2 separate regions of the Homo sapiens genome follow, and region 1 is linked to region 2. Evidence: chromatin contacts called from ENCODE Hi-C data. All regions are on one chromosome and are shown on one strand. Each heading gives the region's core, a stretch centred on a gene start or an enhancer-like site at or near the end of the contact. The rest is flanking DNA. Distances are from core to core; before and after follow the strand shown.

What was found. A loop is a pair of places that touch in the nucleus more often than their neighbours do. Pooled maps may share reads with other maps.
Region 1: a map of CD8-positive, alpha-beta T cell shows a loop between it and region 2 (7-fold over the local background). The contact joins the promoter of CGRRF1 here to the promoter of KTN1 in region 2. A Hi-C loop is called at or near these places in 2 of 168 maps with a recorded cell type or tissue (CD8-positive, alpha-beta T cell and posterior vena cava) and 8 of 50 pooled maps.

What each region holds. Positions count from the first base shown.
Region 1 is chr14:54,508,523-54,511,222 of GRCh38, reverse strand. It overlaps CGRRF1 (cell growth regulator with ring finger domain 1), which reads right to left and starts at 1,317. Exons shown (of 6, transcript NM_006568.3): 1 at 1,160-1,317. The coding sequence starts at 1,263. RefSeq lists an enhancer at 837-1,066 and silencers at 1,242-1,427, 1,227-1,656.
Region 2 is chr14:55,578,941-55,581,640 of GRCh38, reverse strand. KTN1 (kinectin 1) reads right to left here and starts at 1,434. Exons shown (of 44, transcript NM_001079521.2): 1 at 1,287-1,434. It overlaps KTN1-AS1 (KTN1 antisense RNA 1), which reads left to right and starts at 1,549. Exons shown (of 3, transcript NR_027123.1): 1 at 1,549-1,705. RefSeq lists silencers at 116-410, 590-1,229, 1,290-1,549 and enhancers at 1,990-2,079, 2,090-2,209.

The DNA.
Region 1 (2,700 bases), core at 68-2,567, 1.1 Mb after region 2:
CTTTTGTCACTTCCTAAAGATGGCATATATTTTCAGAAACCGACAAGGGCCCGTGTTCTTTAAGGCAATCACATATATGTGACCAAAGGCTATTTTAAAACTCGTTTTACGTAGCCTTCTTTATTCACTAACATGTTCTCTGCCCCTATGCTCATGCTGTCTTCTCTGAGATGCTTTTTCTTCCCTACTATATACATTTAACTCCATTTATTTTTCAAAATGCTCATTCTCCAAAATCCAGCTCATGTCCCTCTTCAACAGAGTCCCCTCTGACCTCTTCAGACCATGGCTGTTATCCACTTAGAACTGCTGTTTGATCTTTTTGTAACTATTATCATCTCAAAGGGATTTTGGAGGCTGCAGCCTAGAAAAACTGTTGTGGGCTAGTTACACGGTTTCAACTCGTTATTTACAAGGCTTGTCTAAACATGATACAATAGCATCTCCTCAAGAGAGAAATTGAACCTCTAGGCTAGAAGAATTGCTCAGCGGTTATCTAACAGACCATTCTCCTTGTCTCCAATAGGCAACTGTCCTACCCTCGGTGTTACATATTTCTAAGGTCTCTTCCAGCTCTAAAATTATGATTTTACAATTCTATCGACTAAATATTACTTCAAAAGGTGTGGAATGTATACAGAAACCATTAAATTCTCAAACGGTAACAGTTCAGTTACAAGTTACTCTGAAAGATCTGAGGCTAAGGGCTCCATTCAGGTCAGAATCACAACTGTTAACCTCGCTTACTGTCCAGTCTGTGCACTGTAGCACAGGTGACTAACTCATCCAGGACACACAGTAGGCCCGAATCCGGGACAGAAGCCTACTAGAGAAGCACTTTCTCCCAACACCAAGCCCAAGCCCAAGCCCTTCCTGGCTGCTTTATCGCCTAGAAACAAAGCTGAGTAAAACACCCCAATGCGGTACCACCCCAAGATGCCCCAGCGACACGGACCAAACGGTGATGCAGGGCAGTGACGCAGGTGCAGCGTCCACCTTGTTTTCCTCCCAGAGAAAGTCGGAGTTCTAGGCACCCGGGGACACCGAATCCCCGACGTCCTCCGGCCCGCGGCCCTCCGGCTCCGGTGCCCCCTGCTGCTCGTCGCGACCCCACTCTGGCGGTATCCGCCCCTTCGTCTCTCACCCCTGGGACACTTACCATCCCAATACCAGGCCGGTGGTCACGATGAAGCAGGTAAAGACCACCGCGATGTAGAAAAGCGGCGAGTATTCATAAAGCGTTACCAGAAACACCGCAGCCATCAGGGTCTTGCTCTGGGTAGAGCCCGGCTCCAGCCGCGGAGCCCAGCCCAGCCCGGCTGAGCCCCGCCCGCCCGGCCAGGGTAAAAGCCACTACAGTGCCCCGGAGCGGACAAACTTTGTAGGTCCGCACTTGCCTGGGGTTCTCATGAGCTAGACTTTAGGGCAGCCTCGCGGACAGCGGGAGCTGGCGTGCCAATCACGGCGCCCCCTGCCGGACACGCCACGCCCCTCCCGCTCCCGTCCCGAGCTATTGGCTACGCAGACCTGGGATGGGGGGGGCCCGACTCGCACCGCCCCCGACTCCCAGGATTGGTACCCAGCGGGCGTCTTAAGCGCTGTGGCCCAGTGGTCATTGCTGTTCCGCCGGCAAATTCTAAGTAGACTTTGGGGCCAACTCTGTGCCAGCCTTAGGCAATGTAGGTTTTCTGATGTCAGAGAGAGGCGCAGTCTGAAATCTACGTGCATCGTTTCTAAATCCTGAAACCCTGCCTATTATATCTTAGGCAAATTTGGGAGAGGGTGGAGGAGGAGGAGGAGGAGGGCGGGCATCTTGGATTCTACAAAATGAAATAACCATAAGCACAGTGAAAACACAAAAAAAGGAGTCTCTACCACAAGCAATTTATACGAGACTTGTCAGCCTTTTCAGATTGGACTTAATCATAGAGGAAAATCAGCATTGCTTATCCAAGATTCTCTTAGAAATAAAGCATCCGCTTCCTCCCACATCCCCCTCCTTTTCTCCTCTTCTTGTACTCCTCAAATTAGAATTAGCCAAACATTTGAAACTGTATTTGTTTCCACTTTAAGAATAATTTTTAAAAAACTTTTTAAATCACACAGAAGCTTTTTAAAAATTACTGAAAGTAGCTAAATGGTCACTCCCTTGTCTCAACCCTGTGAGTCAGCTCCATCAAGGTGGCCTCCCTGAAAGTCTTTCATAACAGTTCATTGACACCTCGTTGGTTTGCATTTACTCCTAAAGCCACATCTAGCCACATCAGAGAATGGGGATATGTAGTCTTATTATTCGTGAGCAGCAACACACCCTGGTACAAATCAAGAGTTTTGTTACTGAGGAGGAAAGAGAATGGACATTGGGATAGTTAACTAGTAGCCTCTGTCACACTCCTAAATCACCAGTAAAATTCGTGTTGAGAAAGATGAACTAAGTTTGTCCTATGGCCTCACATATTCCTTGGCAAATGAGCACGTAGTCTCTGGAGCAGCACTGTTTGAGAAGCTTGCTTCTACAACACAATTTTTAATTACTATATATCTGATTTGTGAAAATATATACTTTAATCAGCCCTCAACTGTTGGAGAATTTTTCATTGCTATAAATAACACTGCAATGAACATCCCTACAGCTAAAGTATTTCCTTAGGATAAATTACTAGAGGTGGAACTATGGTTTTAAAAAATGTACATTTTAAA
Region 2 (2,700 bases), core at 185-2,684:
TCCTATACAATTCAGAACCTTTAGTTCACCGAAGATGCTTATCTTTAGCTGGGCTGGCCATGAGTGTCTACATTTCTCAAGGCTTTCCACAAAGTCATCACACACACACACACCTTAACAGTTAACTTCAACCGTAGCTCTTTACTCAAGGCTTTCCACAAAGTCATCACACACACACACTCACACACACACACACACCTTAACAGTTAACTTCAACCGTAGCTCTTTAAGCACTACTAACTTAAATAGCGGCTAAGGAATCCGTTTGCCAACACAGTTCTGAATTTAGATTCCTCCTTCCTCCCACAGGAAAGAAGGGCCAACACTGAACAGCTTACTTTCAACCTAACCTAGTCAAGGTGCAACTGGGGCCGGCTGGGACGCCGCTGCCCGCGTCCGGGGCTGCCCACATCTAGTGCACCCAGCGCCTTCACCGCCAGCATGCGGGGCTGCACATCCCACACCAGACGTATGGCTGAGAGCCAGACGACTTCTCTAGACTTCCCGCGTAGTTTTCCGGCGAGGTCCCCAAGGCCAAAAATCTCACTTTTGGAAACTGAAGGGGTCAGGCCGAATCGCTAGGACACACCCCTCGGGGACAGGAAGGGATAACTTCGCCGGTGTCGAGAGTGGTCCATGGATTTTTCCAAAGTCCCCCCTCATGCTGCTTTCCGTGCCCAACCGCCTCCCGCCCTGACCTGGGGACTCGCAAAGGGCAGCGGGAGGGGCGCCGGGGAAGGGGGCGAGCGCCCAGACCGCCGGAGGCAGCGGCGAGGACTGGAACTCCAGCATGGCGTAAGTGTGGCCCAGCTCCGGCCCGGGGACGCCGCCGGAGACGCGCTGCCTCCGTCCACCGGCCGAGGAGGCGGTAATCCGCCTTCCCTCCCGGGGGCCCTCAGGCTTGGCTAAAAATAGGTGCCTCGGTCACCCCAGGGCCCGCTCGGGTCGACCTCGCCTTCGGGAGAGTCGTCCTTGGGGAGGGTGGGGGGTGTCCCTCGGCCGCGCCCCGGGTGCCGCGACAGAGCCGGGGTCGGGCCCAGAGCGGCCCCGCGAGGCCGAGGAGGTCCCTCCGAGCCCGCCCCCTGCGGCGTCCCGGCCCCAACAAGAGCCCCGCGGCGGCAACCGGATGCCCGAGGCCTACCCAGCGGGCGGCGTCCGGGCCCCGCGGCCGCGCCCCCCCGCCCGGCGCGGCCCTCCCGCCTGCCCCAGGACCCCGCGGCCGGCGCCGCCTCCCCCCGCGCTCCCCGCCGCCGGCGCCCGTCCCGGTGCGGCCTGCTCTCCCTCACCCTGTGCGGCCGGGAAAGGAGACCGGGAAGACGCGGCGGCGCCGGCACTACAGCCCGGGCCGCCCGCTCCGAGGCGCCGCCGCCGCCGCCGCCGCCGCCGCAGTCGCTCAGGTGCCGTCGCGCCGCTCGGCAGGAAACGGGCGGCTTCGGGGCGGGGCGGGGCGGACCCGGCACGTCCTGGCGTCTGGGCCGGCGGCGCCGGGAGACCGGCCCCTTAAAGGGACAGCCGCCGGCCCGCCTCTGCCTCCGCGCGCCTGCCCACGCGCTCCGGTACTCGCTGCTCGCGGCTGGCCGGCTCGGGATTCCGGGCTTTCTTCCCGAGACCGCGTCCCCCAGCTGGGCCGAAGGTGGACGCTCAGGGGCTGGAGGCTCAGCGGAATCCCCTGCGTTCAGTAGCCCCGCTCTCCCCTGTCCCGAAGGTTGGTCTCGTCTCGCGCGGCCCTCCCTCCAGGGCACCACCTGGCTCCCCACGCCTTTTAACTTCAGCAAACGGCACTAGATTTACCCCCTGACTATCCCAGATTTCCCCCAGAAATTACTGGAAAACGACATCCCCCGTCCCTTTCTCCAGGGGATCTCTCTGAAATCTCCTTCGGGCAACGCTAGCTACAAACGGAGAAAGAAATTAGAAAGCGACCCAAATAATGGTCGGGCGCGGTGGTTCACGCCTGTAACCCCAGTACTTTGGGAGGCCAAGGCAGGCGGATCACCTGAGGTCAGGAGTTCGAGACCAGCCTGGCCAACATATAGTAAAACCCGTCTCTGCCAAAAAAAGTACAAAAAATTAGCTGGGCATAGTGGCGCACGCCTGTAGCCCCAGCTACTTGGGAAGCTGAGACAGGAGAATCGCAGGAATCTAGGAGGCGGAGGTTGCAGTGAGCCGAGATCTCGCCACTGCACTCCAGCCTGGGCGAGAGAGTAAGACTCTCCGTTTCTCTCAAAAAAAAAAAAAAAAAAAGGAAAGAAAAGAAAGCGACCCAAATGAGTTGTGTGCAAACATTATGAAAGTGTTGTGACTGCCAGCTGGTAGCCATTTATGAAGCCGGGGTAAAAATCTAGAAACTGCTGCGCGAGGAGGGATGGGCCCGGATCTCTCCTTATTCGTTTGCTCTTTGCTGAAAGGATGGCAGCGATCCTCCCCGTCCACTGGCAAGTGAGTTTCGTGTGGATTGTTTACCGATGATCAATCTCTCACAGGAGGCCAGGCACTGCCCCACTACATGTACAAAACACTCCAAGCTGTCCGCAAATGTTATGAAGGCTTAAAATAATCCTAACGATTCCAGACTGTGGATAGAGATAGAAAAAATTAGGACTCACCACCACCACCTCGCCCTACATCTGACAAAGTGGGAACAGAAGCAGTTAAGGAATGAACAGCAGAACCGTTTCTACACCAACAGAATTTCCTGTA